2 separate regions of the Homo sapiens genome follow, and region 2 is linked to region 1. A link is a loop called in an ENCODE intact Hi-C map of the cell type or tissue named here. Cell type or tissue: Caco-2. All regions are shown on one strand. Links, peaks and the distances in the headings refer to the core of each region. The heading gives the core; the rest is flanking DNA. Region 1 overlaps KANK4 (KN motif and ankyrin repeat domains 4). Region 2 has its middle 30 kb from the start of USP1.

Region 1 (8,330 bases), core at 151-8,150:
TGAATTTCTACTATTATATTAAAAATAACCAATGTATTTACTCATTGAACAGGACTATGTACCGGACTCTGTCCTAAGTGGTTTGCATGTATTGTCATCCTATTTAATCTTTCTGACAGCTCCGTGACTTATAGGAAATACTGCTAGTCTTATTTCACAAGCAAAGCAACTGAGGCACAGGGAAGTTCAGTAATGTGAGCAAGATTATACAGTCAGTCATTGGCAAAGCTGGCATTTCAGCTAGTACTTGACTTGGAGCCCAGGCTACAAGTCCACTATAGAACTTGCCCTTCAATTATGTTAAATATACAAAATAGGTGATCATGAAAATTGCTGTAGCCAGGTGGCAGAATTATGTTGACTTCCCATCTCTTTCCCCCCAAATAATTTATTTTTTATTTTCCAAGAATACATCATAATAGTTATGATTCCTAGACCACCAAGGAAAGAAATCACATGTGACTATGACCTTTTTTTGTCTTCTTCTGTCTTCACCATTGTATTTTGCTGTATTTGATTTTGAATTCCCCTATGCACATGCACAAACTGGACAGTGCCATTGGACACGCAGGCAGTGTACTGGGAGACAGTCGTGGTGTGCTCAGAGGTATTGCCACGGCCTGAAGTTCCTCTCTTGGCCGCAGCTGCCCCCACTCTGCTGCAATCTTCTGGGGAGGGTGAGTCCCCTCCTCATCAACACTGAGGCTCTTTGAAAAAAACATTTTTCTAACTCATAAGAGAGTCTGCTGTACCATGGTTAAGAGCAGCATATTAGCATCAGAAAAACATGGATTCAAATCTTGGCTCTGATGGTCTCGATACCTGGGCAAGTGCTTTAGGCCTCTGCTTTGACTTTGGACAATAGAAGTAACAGTACGCAGGGGTGTCCAAGGGAGAGAATGCACTCACGGGTTCTTAATTTCTGTTTCTGGTTAGGCCAGTAAAGACCTTTCCTCATCCGTCTTTTCCACTTATCACTAGAGACAGAAACTAAAACCTATGTCTTCAGGCACTAAAAGCCTAAAACAAAACAAAACAGAACAACAACAAAATAAGGCGAGTTGGACAAGCTTGGCAGAGTTTTTTTGGGAATAGGATGCTGTTTGGATTGGACCAGAGTACCCGGCTCATTGTAGGGTATGGCATGTCAGGATTTATCTGACATCTTTTTTATTAATTTGTGAGGTTATACATTTCTCAAATATTAACCATTTGTATTTCTTCTTTGATGAATTGCCTGCTCATACCACTTCCTCATTTGGCAATTGGCAGTTTGATTTTACGGTATGTTTAAGTCACGGACCAAGAACATTTTGGAAGCATCCAAATGAAAAAAGAGATGTGGAGTGGGGGTCTTTTTCCTTGCAAGTCTAATGCCTTTTTTCCCTCCAAGGAGCATTTTTCATTGGTTAATGCAGCCTCCTCTCTCCCTACAACTGGCCCAGCTTCTTCCCTCAGAAAATTACATCTGCTTTGTAGAGTCAATCTTTAGAATAGCTGATTTCCCTCCTGGATGGCTGCACCCACAGGTCTCACATGCATAATTTCTTTCTCTGCCTATTTAAGTTGCATTCTGTGGGAATGACTGTGTCTGTGACCAGTCTGCTCAGAGAGGCTCTATTTGAGTGTGTGAATACCTAACAAGCGTGCCCTTCTCAGCCCTGTGCAGCCATACAGCCTACCAAAGCGCTGACCTTTCTGAGTAAAGTGCAAAAGCCTAAGGGATTGCTTAGATAAAAGGTGCATTCTTCAGATAGCTGAACCTCTTTTCCCCTCTGGCCTAGCCCCCATCTTGCTGGACTTGGACAGTTCACCTTTTTTTCCATCATGGGGCAGAAGGGACCTGGGCCATAGAAGTTGAGCATTTCTAAATTGCAAAAGGAGCCAAACCTCCCTCCAGTCCCGTGATTCTTGTCAGGAAAGTTCTTGTGGATAAACATGTTTGGTTCAGGAGATGGTCTGTGTGGCTTGGTAGGAGCATGAAGCTGGCTGCTGGTCTTAAACATACGTCTGAGTAAGGCATAGGGGTTGGGGATGCTGGTAACATGGAGGGCTTTTCTTCCATCTGCATCTTAGAGAAATGCTGCGTGCCTCCAGCTGTTCTCTAGCCAGTTTAGAAAGGATAGTCAATGATCATTTGAAGTGTATCAGAGAAGCAGTTTGCTCCGCAGTATATTTTTTCTATACCCTTAGAGTTCAAGGTATACTTTGGATTCTTTTTTTATTCTGATGATTGGTCTGCGTACTCAGCTAACTGGAAAAATACTTTTACCAGTTGAGAAAAGTGATGTTGGTATTCCATAGACTTGCCTACCACCACGTCATCCTGTGTACTTTGCAAAGTCTCCTAACCTCCATCTTGAGCAAGAGTCTCTAGAATCTTCCAAGAAAAGTAAGGAACTTGATCTAGGGCAATGGGAAGAACAGAGAACTTTACCCCAGGACACTCTGCTCTTGGATGACCCAAGAGAAACCACTTAGACTGTCTCTCATTTTCTTCACCTTTACAATGGGGAGATTCATCCCTGGTCTGGCTGCTTCAAGCATTGATGCAAGGATAAATGAGACACAGGACGGAAAGTGCTTTGCAAGTGTACCAGGCTCGATGCAGGCAGCGTTTCAGGGTGACACTCCTTGCCAGCATCAATTTCAGCATGGGTTAGACAGGAACCTGCTCTGGTCTTGGAAGGCACATCCAGACAGTCAGTATCAGTGAAGGTCAGGGCTACATGTGATGTGTCTTACTGTGAGGCTTCATTTCCCAGCACAGCCTCACTTGGTTAGAGCACCAGGAGGCGAAGGAACAAGGTCCCTCTAATCCTTTTACTGAGTCTGCATAAAGGAACCCAGACGCTTTCCTGGCCCCTCCTGGACCATCCCCGCTCCTTTCAGGTCCGGGAGCAGCACAGGGTTTGGAGAGTGTAGAGTCTGGTGCCTGCACCTCACACCTGTCTCTGCTCCTAAGAACTGCAGCAGCTTTGGGCTGTAGGAAGACCCTCCACTGTGCTTGCCCGGGACACTCTGAAACCTTGCTCCTCTGGCAGCTGCCTGCTCCCTGGCTCCTGCACCCCGCCTCTCGGAGTCTCTGGTCTGCGCTGCAGTTAGAAACCCTGCCTGGAAGTGGATCCACTGAACAGTAATTTGGTCGTCACAGCAGGTACTTCCTTGCTTTTTCATTCCTGCCAGAACTGGGTGTGTTTTGGTGCTCTAGGGCAGCAGATTGGTAGAGCAGCAGGAATAAGGAGCTGCCAGTCCAGCCCCAGGAATTTACTGGTCATTGTTCCTGTCTCGGCTCTGCCCCGACAGATTTCCGTTTGTTTAATGATCAGAGGCTTCATGTGGTCCTGGGGCCCCAGGAGGGGGTAGGGAAGGATGTTTCTAAAGCGGAGCCAGGAAGAAAGTGATGCACTACTGAAGGGTTTCAACTCTAAGGAGGCTACGTCCTCATTAGGAACAAATTCATTAATGAGCCACATCAGCTGCAGGGAGGAAGAAGCTCATAATTAATTATAGCTGCTCAGATGAGCTGCCAGATTCGGAGGAGTCAAGAAGGAAGATTGTGTGTTGTTTGGATGTCTCTAGATGTGTTCCTCGGAAGCGATGGCAGCTCTGGGAACTAACTTTCTAGTTAAGGATTTGAGCGTTCTTCCTCTTTCTGCAAGATCCAGTCTTAGTTTATTGAGCAGTGAATTCGTTTCTGACCCCACTCACCTATTCCCGGGAGCAAAAAGGAAGTCAGTATTTGCTTTTCCAGCAAGGTCAGGGATTACCTGACCAAGTCCTTTAACAGCTGCGAAACAGACACAGCTGTGCTGAAGGCACGAGCTATCAGCTCCGGCCCTGCAGCCGAAACCTGGCTTTCTGGGAAGGAGACGAGTCCTCCCTGCTGTGGGCTATGCAGCAGGAGGATGCAAGGGAAGGTAATGTGGGCACAGCGTTCCTCCCGACTGTTTTCTCTTCTTCGTGAAGCTCCAGATTCAGCTGCTGCAATGCAGGCGAAAATGACACACACTTGCAAAAAACGTGGGAATGGAGTTAATGAGATTGTGTTAATGTGTCATTTATTGAGCAGGACTCATCTCTGTTTGCCAGGTCGGCAGGAGGTGAGCCCGCTGGAGAACTCAGTTGGCAGAATCTTTCTCAGTGCTTCTCACCTCCTCTGGTGTCCCGGCTTCGGCCCTCTCAATGTTTAGAAGCAGCGGTCAGATGCCTCCTGCTTCTTGGCACAGGGAATATTTGCACTTGAAAGGCTGGGGTCCTGGGATGGGGAAAGAGGAAGCTCTCATCATCTTGGCATGATCAGTCCAAGGTACAGGTGATTTTTTTTTTTTTCTTATGGAAAGAGTGCTTTGTCTTTGCAAGGGATCATGCAGGGATTGGCAGGGTTGTTGTTTGGTGAACTACCTTGCTAAATACTTGACTTTGTAAGGTTGAATTCTCCAAGAATTCTCGTGGCAATGAGGCTGAGACTTGAGCCAAGCTGTCTTTTCAAGGAAATCCAAGGTGCTATTTATTTTGGCATGCAGCCTGCTCTGGGATGAAATACCACATTTTTATTATTGCAGAATAAAAAGAGGTTTGAAGAGAACAAAAGTACAGAACCAGGTTTGTTTCAAGACTAAGTAAGGGAAGGTCTCTTTATATTTGGATTTGAGGTTAGAAATGAGCTTGAAAATGGCATCATAAAAGGCGTAAGTGTGGAGAGGAGAGGGTGCGGATAAATGCTGCAGGAGTTGGGCTTACCTGGGGAAACCCATGTTCCTGGGCACTGAGGGTGGACCCAGCTGGAATGGTTTCCAGTCTGGCCTGGTAGCTGCACGTGGACTATCATCGCTGTCTGCCAAGTGACCACTTCTTTGCTGGATTTTTGAATGGTCAGCCTTGGTCCTCACCTCCTTACCGCCCCATAGGCTTGGAAAGGCACTGTGGAATGATGGAGTCACACAAGCTATCCTGCTCCTAATTAACTGGAGAACTTTGGATTAGCCACATGGACTCTTTGTGCCTTAGTTTCCTCGTTTGTAACTTGGACATGTTCCTGTTTCCTAGGATTGCTTGTATGAGGATGAAATGAGAAAGTATACCCAGTAGCTGATTCCCAGTGTAAGTGCTTAGCTCTTGTTAGTTTCTTTCCATGGGTTCCCTTTGAAGACAGACAATTTTGTTCCTTTTATTTTGTTCATCTAAGAACCATGGACTGAGTGTCTGCCGTGAGTTAGACATGAGGAGTTGGGGGTGACATGGGAATAAGACTTGCAATAATTCTGACCTTCACAAGCTTACAGATTAGTAGGGGAGAAGAGCTAGAGAGAAAGCAAGCTATGTATGCCCAAAACATCTAGAATATGATGAGCTATGGAGAGAGGTTGGGCCCTAACTCTGGATCCTTGATCCTGGCATAGGACAAAAACAAATGAAAAGTAACGTAATAACACCAGGTATTTAAAGGTTCTGAACAGTGGGGATACAACTTAACAGAATGGGTAAGAAATGGCTTTATGATCAGGTGCCGTGGCTCACCCCTGTAATCCCAGCACTTTGGGAGGCCAAGGTGGGCGGATCACCTGAAGTCAGGAGTTCAAGGCCAGCCTGGCCAACATAGTGAAACCCCATCTCTACTAAAAATACAAAAATTAGCTGGGCATGGTAGCGCGCGCGACCGTAATCCCAGCTACTCGGGAGGCTGAGGCAGGAGAATGGCTTGAACCCAGGAGGCGGAGATTGCAGTGAGCTGAGATCAAAAGAAATGGCTTTATGTCAAAGCTTTAAATGCTCCAGAGAGTTGCAAAATTCCATTTTAAAGGGGAACTGTGTCCCATAAAGCTATTTTCATATTCTGTTTTATTGCAAACAAGGTAGCATGCATATGTTGATGTGGCAGTTATTTTTACCTAACCTAACCACACTGAGCATTGCCCACTGGAAGGAAACTCCCTTAGCTAAGCTCCACGATGTCTGTTGCTAGGACCATGGAGGAAAGTGCGGAAGGCTGGGGGTGGGAGTCGGGGCTGGAAGTGGTGACTTGTGCACACGACAGATCCCTCCTTCCTTCCTTCCTGTATTATGAGCCCTTTAGAGTAAAAAGTTGCCGAGAAACCCCTCCTTTGAGAGTTGGGTGTCAGCTCCACTTAATTTCTGTAGCCTTGAAATGATTAATTTTACTGAAATCCAAGTCTAAGAGAAATCCAAGTCTAAGAGAAATCTTCGAGGTCTCTACAGAGTTCTTTTTAATGAAATTTGACCTAATGTGTGCTGAATAATTCTTTAAAATCATATGATCTGATATACGATGGGCTGAATTCCTAATTCTAACCAAAGGCTAGGCGTGTGATTGAAAAGTCCCTAGGCTGATGATGAGAGTTTGTGAAGCCAAAAGTCCAGCTGTACCCAAGTGGCCCCCTCCTCTGCAGTAGGAGCTTCTCCAGCCTTGGAGAAGCAGAGCTCTCCTTTGGCTCAGGAGGCTTTACAAGAGAGCAGTTCTCCTCTAAGCCCAGAGGCTTTTTGTGTTTACTGTGGGAGAGGCAGAGAAGCACCAGTCAGAAGCATTTCCCCTCACAGGGGGAATTAAAGATCAGTCATAGTGTCAGGGAACCCGGCTGACTTACAGGGTGGACAAAGGCTTACAAATCACTTTTGTTCCCAACCCAGGCTTGGAGTCGGCTAGACTTGAGGGCACATCCTGCTACAACACTTGCTTGTTATGTGACATGGATCAGCCCTGTCAACTCTCTCAGCCTCAGTCTCCCTCCCTTAAAAATAGGAATAATAATAATCCTCTTTGGGTGATGGTGTAAAGATTGCATGAGATAATTCATGAATGTCAAGTACTCCCAGCTCTGCCCGTTGCTTAGTAATGTTACAGGGGTGGGAGGGAGAGGGGAGCAGGAGCAGGAGAGGCTGCGATGGTGGAGATGAAGGGTCAAGCTTAGGGTTTGCCACCTCACTCTTTTCTTCTGCAGGCTTCACCTGCCACTGCCTCCTGCATGCCAGCATCGCCTGCTGCAGACTGCAGAGCTGGGGTGGTGAGAGAGGCAGCGGTGTTCTCTGCCTGGGAGCCTTCTCTTTATAACAAGGGCAAGCCTGCCTCACCCCAGGTTAGAACCTTCCACACCTCTCCACCGTCTGCCTCCTTGGCGGCCACTCTCAGCCTCTGCAAGACCACCTACACTCTCAGCTCCCTTGTCTCTAACTTCTCTAGCTCTTTGTTTTCAACAAACCAGGATGTGCTGGTGCACTGCCTGCTGCCTCAGAGGTAAGCAAGGTACTCAGTGTGCCAATCCTTCTGCAAGGATTGTCTCTGCTTCTAGAAAACATGCCTGCCCTTTGGGGCTCCATCCACCTGGATAGGGCAAGGCCTGTCTGGCAGCTGCTTGGCAAACGGGCTGGAGGAGATGAGGCAGAAGCAGCACTCGCAGGAAGAAGTGATGCTAAACTTTCTGGTGGCAAACTTTGGCATTTCTCTCTTATTTGACAGGCCTCATCTTTTCCAGCCCTCTTCTCCAGTTACTTGTTTGTCCCCTTTTTTCCATCCTTGGTTTCTGGGGGCCACCCATCATCCTTTTCTTTCACTCTCAGTTTCTCCCAGTCCTTCCCTCATCACTGGTTCACTTTCCTGGTCTGGAGTTCATTGTCAAGCACATTGGAATTCCTAAAACAACCCTGCTTCCACTGCTGCGGTGTCACAGATAATTCATTATTCTGATGTATGTGGAGTTACAATCATAAAAAGCCAATTTCCTGGGTGATTCATTGTAATGGGGGCAGGAGCTAGGATGTTTACCATTTGAAGAAAGAGTCCTGGAAATGGATTAAAACTTTGGGGAGAATTTATGGTCAAACCTCAAGGCACACTAATTCAGAGCCAGGGCAATATTCTGCTTGAATAGTTACCCATGTCTTCGGGCCACCCAGGTTGAACTTCCCCTTGTTCTGCCCATGGTTAGAAATTACCTCTAAGTAGCAGCTCCCTGTCAGTACTTGCAATTATGTCATCTCTGTCTTCTGTTTGATTGACATGTCACACATCATTTATAGGTACTCTGATTCCAGCTTTTTCGCAAAGTGGATTATAAGTCCCTTCCCAGGATGGGGATAGGTAGATTTCAACTCTTGAGATTATGGCAAGAGCCCTGTGCTGGTATCAGAAGCCTGGGTCTGATACTAGCACCTTCACGAATAGTCTGAGACACCTTAGAGCAATTAACTCCTCAGCCTCAGTTTCCTCATCTGCCAAGCAAGACCGCTGGACCAAATACTTCCACTTCTTTTCATGTCAACTATTGCTAATATTCCATGAAGAAACACCCAGAATTGGGCTCTAGAAATGTGTA
Region 2 (8,330 bases), core at 268-8,267, 120 kb before region 1:
CGGAGGATTTTTTTCTAGCTATACCAAGAGAAGGTGATGTGACTGGAGAATAAGAGTCAGACAGGTGTAAAGTTGCTGTCTTTGAAAATGGAGAAAGGGGGCTGTGAGCCAGGAAATGTGGTCAGCCTCTACCGACAAGATGGGTTCTCCCTTAGACCCTCCATAGAGGAATGCAGCCCTGCTGGTTGCTATGTTGCCTGGCCTGGTTTCAAACTCCCTGGCTCCAGTGATCCTCCCACCTCAGCCTCCTGAGTAGCTAGGATGACAGGTGTGCACCACTGTGCCCCTTGCTTACACTTTCATCTTAGCCTATTGAGGTTCACATTGGACTTCTGACCCGTGGAACTGTAAGGTAATAAATGTGTGTTGTTTTAAGTCACTATATTTTTGGCATTTTTTTATAGCAGCCATAGAAAAAAAAATCCCATATTTTTCCCAAGGAGGATTTCTTCAATTTCTCACTTATGCCTTGAGGCACTCCAGACCTGGTCCATTTTAAATAGTGATTTATGATGTGTGTGTATCACGGCGAGGTATATTGCAGTTTTTAAGACACTCATGTAGATTCAGGCCCAAAACCTGTGTGAGAGTTGGTCAATCACTAAAATTCTCAGGGAACTTTTAAAACTTTCTCTTCAAGCCAAGGGCAAAACAAACCATTTTCCCTGTTCTCTACATTTGTGGGGAAGATTATTTTCCCCAGGTTCCCAGGAACAGTATTTTCCTGTTCCTGAGTCCTAGCTTTACCTGTGGTGGTCTCTGCTGGCTCTCTGCCCTGGGTGGGCCCAAGGCTTTATTCCCAGGTTCCTCTGTGCAGTGATGCACCTGCCATTGGTCCATGTATGCTTCTAGGTTATCTGATGGTGTCACCATCAACTTCTTGGGTTAATTTCCTCATTCATACTCCCCTCCCTGCTTTTATGTTCCCATTTCATCCCGGACTTCTTCAGGTTTCCCTTTCCTTCTAATCATCTAAGAGTCAGACAGAGCCTGTGTGTGTGTGTGTGTGTGTGTGTGTGTGTGTGTGTGTGTGTGTTAGTATTTTGTTGAGTATTTTTAGATGATATACAGCAGAAGAATTTAAGGATCTCTAGTCTTTCATAGCAACAAAATGGACATCACAAAAAACTTTTGAATCTGTCCCTTTCTCTCTGTGGCCTTAGTTTGTCTCCACTCTCTACTTTCACACCTTCCTGTCAAGTTCCTCCTATTTAGTCTCTTTCTCACTCTGATCCATCCTTTCCATTGCCAGGAGGGCTGTCTTTCTAAGACATCCATCTATGTATAGTTAATGTCCTATCTCCCGTGTTCGGCATGCAAACCCCTCCATGGTGTAAGTTTGCCCCTATTTCTCCAATCTAGTCACTTCCCTCTTCCCACCCTATACTCCAAATATACTGAGTTATTTGCGTTTTCCCCAGTGAGCTATGTTGTTCAACAAATCTGTTTTTTTTTTCCATATTGATTCCTTTACTCAGAGTACTCTTTTTTTCTCACCCCCATCTCCTTTTGTTAACCTTGAAAACTCCTTAACTTAAATTCCTAGTTTTGTTGTTGTTGTTGTTGTTGTTGAATTTGAGACAGGGTTTGGCTTTGTTGCCCAGGCTGGAGTGTAGTGGTGCAATCACGGCTCACAGAAGCCTCAACTTCCGGGGCTCAAGGGATCCTCCCACCTCCGCCTCCTGAGTAACTGAGACCACAGGCGTGCACTACCACACCTGGCTATTTTTTTGTACTTTTAGTAGAGACAGGGTTTCACCATGATGGCCAGGTTGGTCTTGAACTCCTAAGCTCATGCAATCCACCTGCCTTGGCCTCCCAAAGTGCTGGGATTACAGGCGTGAGACACTGCGCCTAGCTGATCATCTTCTTGATGAGCCTTCTTTGTCCGTCCTTTCCCTCCTCTGCGCACAATTCAGCCAGCTTTGACTGGCCACTGTGTTCCAGCCCCAGTGCTGGTCCAGGAGTTACAAAATTAATAGGATCAAATTTCACCCTTTAGGAACTCATATTTCTGTAGGACTCACCAAGTAATGAGGTTAATCAAGTCATCTTTATGTTACCATTTCACATAGGACTTACTCCTGTTATAGTACTTTATACCAAGTGTTGACTCCTTTGTGTACGTATCTGAGTCTCTTGATGTTTATATTTCCATTCCTAATTAACATATTTTATTCTGATTTTATACAAAGGGATGGGGAGGAATAAATAATTTGTTTATATATCTACCTCCTCTGTTAGGCTGTGGCTTCTTTTAGAAAGTGAATCCTGCATTATTTGTCTTTGTGAATATAGTAGGTACTTAATAAATAAATGGACAAATGAATAAATTCTTACCTGTTCTGACATTCTGTAGTTCAAAAGTTGCCTCTGTAGAAAAGCCCACAGCAAACTTTTCTGATTTTTCTTCACAGAGACTTCCATTATACCACTTAGCCTTTTGTTATATTTTTATATTGTTTGCTCTACATTGAGATAATTTTTTAAAACCCTAGATTTCTAGTATCTAGGGCCTGGCTGGAGTGCAATGGCGTGATCTTAGCTCACTGCATCCTCTGCCTCCAGGGTTCAAGTGATTCTCCTGCCTCAGCCTCCGGAGCAGCTGGGATTACAGGCATGTGCAACTATGCACAGCTAATTTTTATATTTTTAGTAGAGATGGGGTTTGCCATGTTGGCCAGGCTGGTCTTGAACTCCTGACCTCAGGTGATCTGCCCACCTCGGCTTCCCAAAGTGCTGGGATTACAAGTGTAAGCCACTGTACCCAGCCAGGTTGAAGTTTTCAAATGCAAGCCCACCAAGTAGGTCTTAGAAATGTCCACTATTTAAAACATTCAACATTACATATAAAACAACTTAAATTGTAAAACTTAAAACTTCTTAAGTAGTTAAAAGACAGAATTTTGTAGTTAAAAGAGAGAACATGCACAAATAATTGACCAGTTTACTAATTAACTAAAGGTTAAAGAGAAAAAAATTAAAGGGAACTTGGCCGGCACGGTGGCTCACTCCTATAATTCCAGCACTTTGTGAGGCCAAGGCGGGCAGATCACCTGAGGTCAGGAGTTCGAGATCATCCTGGCCAACGTGGCGAAACCCTGTTTCTATTAAAAATACAAAAAATTACTCAGGCCTGGTGGCAGGCGCCTGTAATCCCAGCTACTGGGGAGGCTGAGGCACGAGAATCGCTTGAACCTGGGAGGCAGAGGTTGCAGTGAGCCGAGATCGCACCACTGCACTCTAGCTTGGGGGATGGAGCGAGACTGTCTCAAAAAAAAAATTAAAGGGAACCTTTAAAGTTTTAACCTTTTAACTAGTTAACTGAAAGTAAGTATCACCTACGATTTATCCAACTGAAGTATCTCTGGAACATGTGCTTTAATACTTTGAACCAATTCAAGATATGAGGACTATCTGAGATGTGCTTTTAAGTTTCTTAACAGTAGGTGGCGCTCACATCATAGTGTTGGTTGGTCTTTAAATTTGCTGGTTTTCCAAAAGATAGTGGCCTGGGGAGGCCAAAAGATGGTTCTCCACATTCATTATGTATGTGGAGGTCAGAATGTGTAATTGTTATAAGGACAAAAAACAGAATTGTATTAAACAATAAGTATTGCTAGTAATTTATCCAGACTCTGTTAGCTAGTACTCTAGGCAGTTGGGCACGTTTCTTTGCTTGTGTGGTTTAATCAATATACTGGTTAAAGAAAAGCAGGAGGGAAGAGTGACAATTTAGCAGGATGTTGAAAAGTGAGCAGTATGGGCTTTGGAATTAGATAGACCTACAGTTATATAAAACAAGGGATACCAAGCCCCTCGTTAATATTTACTCTTCAGCGTGGTTTTCACCTCCATTACTCTATTAAAAACAGTTTCCCCACCACCACACCTGGCTAATTTTTGTATTTTTAGTAGAGACAGGGTTTCACCATGTTGGCCAGGCTGATCTCGAACTCCTGACCTCAGGCGATCCACCCGCCTCGGCCTCTCAAAGTGCTGGGATTACAGGTTTGAGCCACTGCGCCTGGCCTTAGCTAGTCTTCTTGCATCTGATAGCAATACCCCACAGATCAGGAGGAGATTCCAGACGTAGATCAGATTTCAGAATCAGTAGGGATTCTCAGTAGAGGAACAACGTAGCAGAAAATCTCAATCACAGCCAATGCTCAGTTAATTCCAGCTTCTACCCATCCTGCTCCATGTTGGTCCCCAAGGTAGCATCCGGGCTCTGATAGACTCATGTGGCATGAAGGGAAGGAGGAGGTTTCTGGTTTGTTGTCATCCTTGGCCAGCATCAGCTGCTGTCAGTCTTGTGTTGCATCCTTGTTTATTGGCCTCTATCTCCACTGCATTTGGTGAGGTAATGACAACTAATTAAGTCTCTCTTCTATGTTCTTGACTTAATTTACTCATTTAGTTCACACAACTATCCTATCAGGTAAGAACTATTGTTACATTCATTTTACAGGTGAGAAAACCTAGGTGCAGAGAGGTTAGGTAAATTGCCCCAGGCCATACAGCTAGACAGCGGCAAATACACTGGCTCCAGACCTGTCTCTTAACCATAGGCTGCATTACCTCTTTCTATCTGGTGTTCCCAAGGGCCCTACTTGGCCAGGAAGGTTGTTTTTTTGTTTTTGTTTTTTTCCTAATATGGTACTAAATTTGATTTGTGACTTAAAAAAAATTTCGACTTTTATTTTAGATATAGCAGGTACAGATGCAGGCTTGTGACTTGGGGATATTGCACCCAGGTAGTCAGCACAGTACCCAATAGGTGGTTTTTCAACCCATGCCCCTCTCCCTCCTTCCCTACTTGAGCAGTCCGCAGTGTCTGTTCCCATGTTTATGTCCATGTGTGCTCAATGTTTAGCCCCCACTTATGAGGACATGTGGCATTTGGTTTTCTGATTTGTTAACTTTTTTAAAAAAGGTTTGCATCTACATTCATAAGAGAGCATGGCTTACAATTGTATTTTCTTGTACTCTTCTTATTTTGGGGAGTATCAACATTATACTAGTCTCATAAAGTGAGTTGGACAGCTTTCCCTCTTTTTCTATTCTATGAAAAACATCTATAAGGGCTTATTTCTTCTATGAAGGTGTAACAGAGCTTGCATATAAAACTGGGCAGCCGGGAGTGGTGGCTCACGCCTGTAATCCCAGCACTTTGGGAGGCCGAGGCCTGTGCATCATGAGGTCAGGAGTTCAAGACCAGCCTGGCCAACATGGTGAAACCCTGTCAGTACTAAAAATACAAAAATTAGCCGGGCGTGGTGGCGGGTGCCTGTAATCCCAGCTACTCAGGAGGCTGAGGCAGGAAAATTGCTTGAACCCAGGAAGCGGAGGTTGCAGTGAGCCGAGACTACACCAATGCACTCCAGCCTGGGTGACAGAGCAAGACTCCATCTCAAAAACAACAACAACAAAAAAAAAAACAAAAAAAAAACTGTCTGGGCTGGTGGCTTTTTGAGCATGGTAAGACTTTTACTTAACTAGCTTCCATCAAGCAGCCATTCTGCACTAGACAGAATGAGGCTGCCGCCTCCTGCAGGGAGCACTGACTGGGATCTTGTTCCTACTGTCAAAGGTGCAGAGTGTCAAGTGGTGGAGGCGATGGCAGTGATGTTTCTGCTAGGACAATCTCATGATGTGAGTAGGCATTTTTCCTAGATGTGTGGGTCCTGATATACAAACCTGGCTGTCAGCCCTACCTGGAGAACTGGGGAGTTACCTAATATCTTATTAGCTCTTCTCTGCTTAAATTAGCTTGAGTAGATTCATTTTTCAGCAACTAAGAATAAACTTTAGGACATAATACATGGTAATTTTTGTATATGTACACTCTTTCTTATTTAATACTATTTTTGTCCACTTAAACTATCATTTCTTATAGTCTACTAACATATAACAAGCTATATTAATAAGTCCATTTAAATTTATGATTTTTTGATCAATCCTTTTATCATCAGATACTGTCCTACTTTCTATTTATTACTTTTAGCCCTAAATTCTATTTTATTTGGTACAATTTTGTTACAGTGGCTTCTTTTCTATTACTATTCCTATTAGTTAGAATTGGGTTCATCTGCAAAGAACTGAGACTCAGAATAACAGGAACCCAAGGGAGAGAGGAGCTTTTTCTCTCAGGTGGAAGTCCTGTGAGAGGCAGCCCAGGGTGAATAGAATGGCTCTGTTTCAGAGCCCTTGGGGACCTAGGTATTTCAGCCTCACTACTCAGTCATCCGTAGTGCATGCTCCTCATCCTCATGATCCTCCGCTGAACTAGAAGCCTTCTCAGCATAATTCAAGAAGGAGCCTGCACACAGGCAGTAAGGTCAGCCCTCTGCAGGATACTTTTCTGTGGATTCAAGATAGTGTCTGTGCTCTTTATTTTTTTAATTTTAATTTTAATTTTAATTTTGTAGAGATGGGGGTCTCACAATGTTGCCCAAGCTGGTCTTGAATTCCTGGGCTCATGTAATCCTCCTGCCTTGGCCTCCCAAAGTGCTGGGATGGCACAGGCGTGAGCCACCGTGCTGGGCCTCTGTGCTCTTTATGATCTCAATGTCAAACATCCCACTTGCCACTTGCCACTCACAGTCTCTTTTCAGCTTTCTCTCTCTAGTATCCCAGCTCAATCATCTTTCAACTCCACTGGGGCCTTCCATCCATTTCTGACATCAGTTCTTCCTTCTCTACTCTTCCCAAGCATACAGTTGTGCCATTTTTCCTTCCATCTTATATCTTATTTGGTCCCAGCACCCCCACACCACCTCCCTCTGCCTGCCAATTATGGTCTCATTTCTTTTCTTTTCTTTTCTTTTCTTTTCTTTTCTTTTTGAAACAGTCTCACTCTGTTGTGCAGTGGCGTAATCTCAGCTCACTGCAACCTCTGCCTCCCGGGTTCAAGTGATTCTCCTGCCTCAGCCTTCCCAGTAGCTGGGATTACAGGTGTGTGCCACCATGCCCAGCTAATTTTTGTATTTTTAGTAGAGACGGGGTTTCACCATGTTGGCCAGGCTGGTCTGGAACTCCTGACCTTGTGATCCACCGGCCTTGGCCTCCCAAAGTGCTGGGATTACAGGCGTGAGCCACCGCACCCAGTCTGGTCTCATTTCTTTAATCATTCTTGAAAAAGCTGTGAGTTCTCACTGTCTCCAATTCTCTGTCCTCCAATCCTTCCCTAAGCTTACTCTAATCAGGCTTTTGCCCAGGTCACCACAGAAACCTCCTCAATTTTGCCAAATCCAGGAGCGGATTCACAGTCCTCATCTGCTGGGAGATCAGGTTCCCTTAGGGCCAGAAGAGGGGGAGCTGTGTCCTGATGAGACCAGCCGTCCGCTGATGAGAAGGGATGGCTAGACCTTTCCATGCCTGCCAGCATTCATCTCATCAGGGTGGTTTGCTTTCACTGACATCCAGTATTACCAATTCATTATTTTAGAAGTTACATGGTGGGCCTGTGTTTTTGACTGCCCACAGGACTCCATGTAGAGAAATTGTCATTGGTGAACTCGTATGTCATTCTTCCTTCAGGAAACATGCTCACCAAAGTGATGACTTTAGCTGCAAGCACACCAGGGAAGTCCAGCCTCCTCTGAGGCTCCCACTCCAGCCCATGTGATGGAATCAAGGCTAAGCTGGGAGGCAGAGAGAGGGGCAGATGGAACAGAAAGACTAACCTCACTAACTGGTCTCACAGACAGTACCCAAATTTAAGAGAGCTTGACATTTTCGGATCCATGTATTTGGAATTTGAAACAGTCTTGGAATGAGAATTATGAGCTTCTTTTTGCAAATTTTATTGTTTTTTTTTTTTGAGACGGAGTTTTGCTCAGCCATCCAGGCTGGAGTCCAGTGGCACGATCTCAGCCCACTGCAACCACTATCTCCTGGGTTCAAGCGATTCTCTGGTCTCAGCCTCCCAAGTAGCTGGGATTACAGGCACCCGCCATCATGCCCAGCTAATTTTTGTATTTTAGTAGAGACAGGGTTTCACTATGTTGCCCAGGCTGGTCTTGAACTCCTGACCTCAGGTGATCCGCCCGCCTTGGCCTCCCAAAGTGCTAGGATTACAGGTGTGAGCCACCGCGCATGGCCAGGTTTTATTCTTAACAAGCATTCATCAAGTAAAACAAGTCAGGCACGGTGGTGGTTCATTCCTGTAATCTCAGCTCTTTGGGAGGCAGAGGAAGGAGGATCGCTTGAGGCTGGGAATTCGAGACCAGCTTGGGCAACATAGTAGGACCCCATTTCTATAAGCAATTTAAAAATTAGCAGGATGTGCAGTCCATGCAACTCAGAGTTGAGGCAGGAGGATTGCT

The links. Hi-C counts contacts between places; a loop is a spot of excess contacts. Peaks named below come from ENCODE experiments on the same cell type or tissue, not always from the same donor. Only the 100,000 strongest peaks of a DNase experiment are listed, where the experiment ranks them.
Region 2: it touches region 1 in a loop (4-fold over the local background); 24 of 110 quality-filtered maps call a loop at or near these places.

The regions. Positions count from the first base shown.
Region 1 is chr1:62,281,789-62,290,118 of GRCh38, reverse strand. The region is part of intron 1 of KANK4 (KN motif and ankyrin repeat domains 4); the gene reads left to right. Among named protein-coding and RNA genes, the nearest start is that of KANK4, 33 kb to the left of the region's middle. In Caco-2, for the core only: no CTCF peak of the experiment used is centred there; DNase peaks (open chromatin) are centred at 1,688, 3,238 and 3,808; H3K4me3 peaks cover 1,066 bases.
Region 2 is chr1:62,402,720-62,411,049 of GRCh38, reverse strand. No RefSeq gene overlaps it. Among named protein-coding and RNA genes, the nearest start is that of USP1, 30 kb to the left of the region's middle. In Caco-2, for the core only: CTCF peaks have their summits at 3,255 and 3,465 (motif pointing right); no DNase peak of the experiment used is centred there.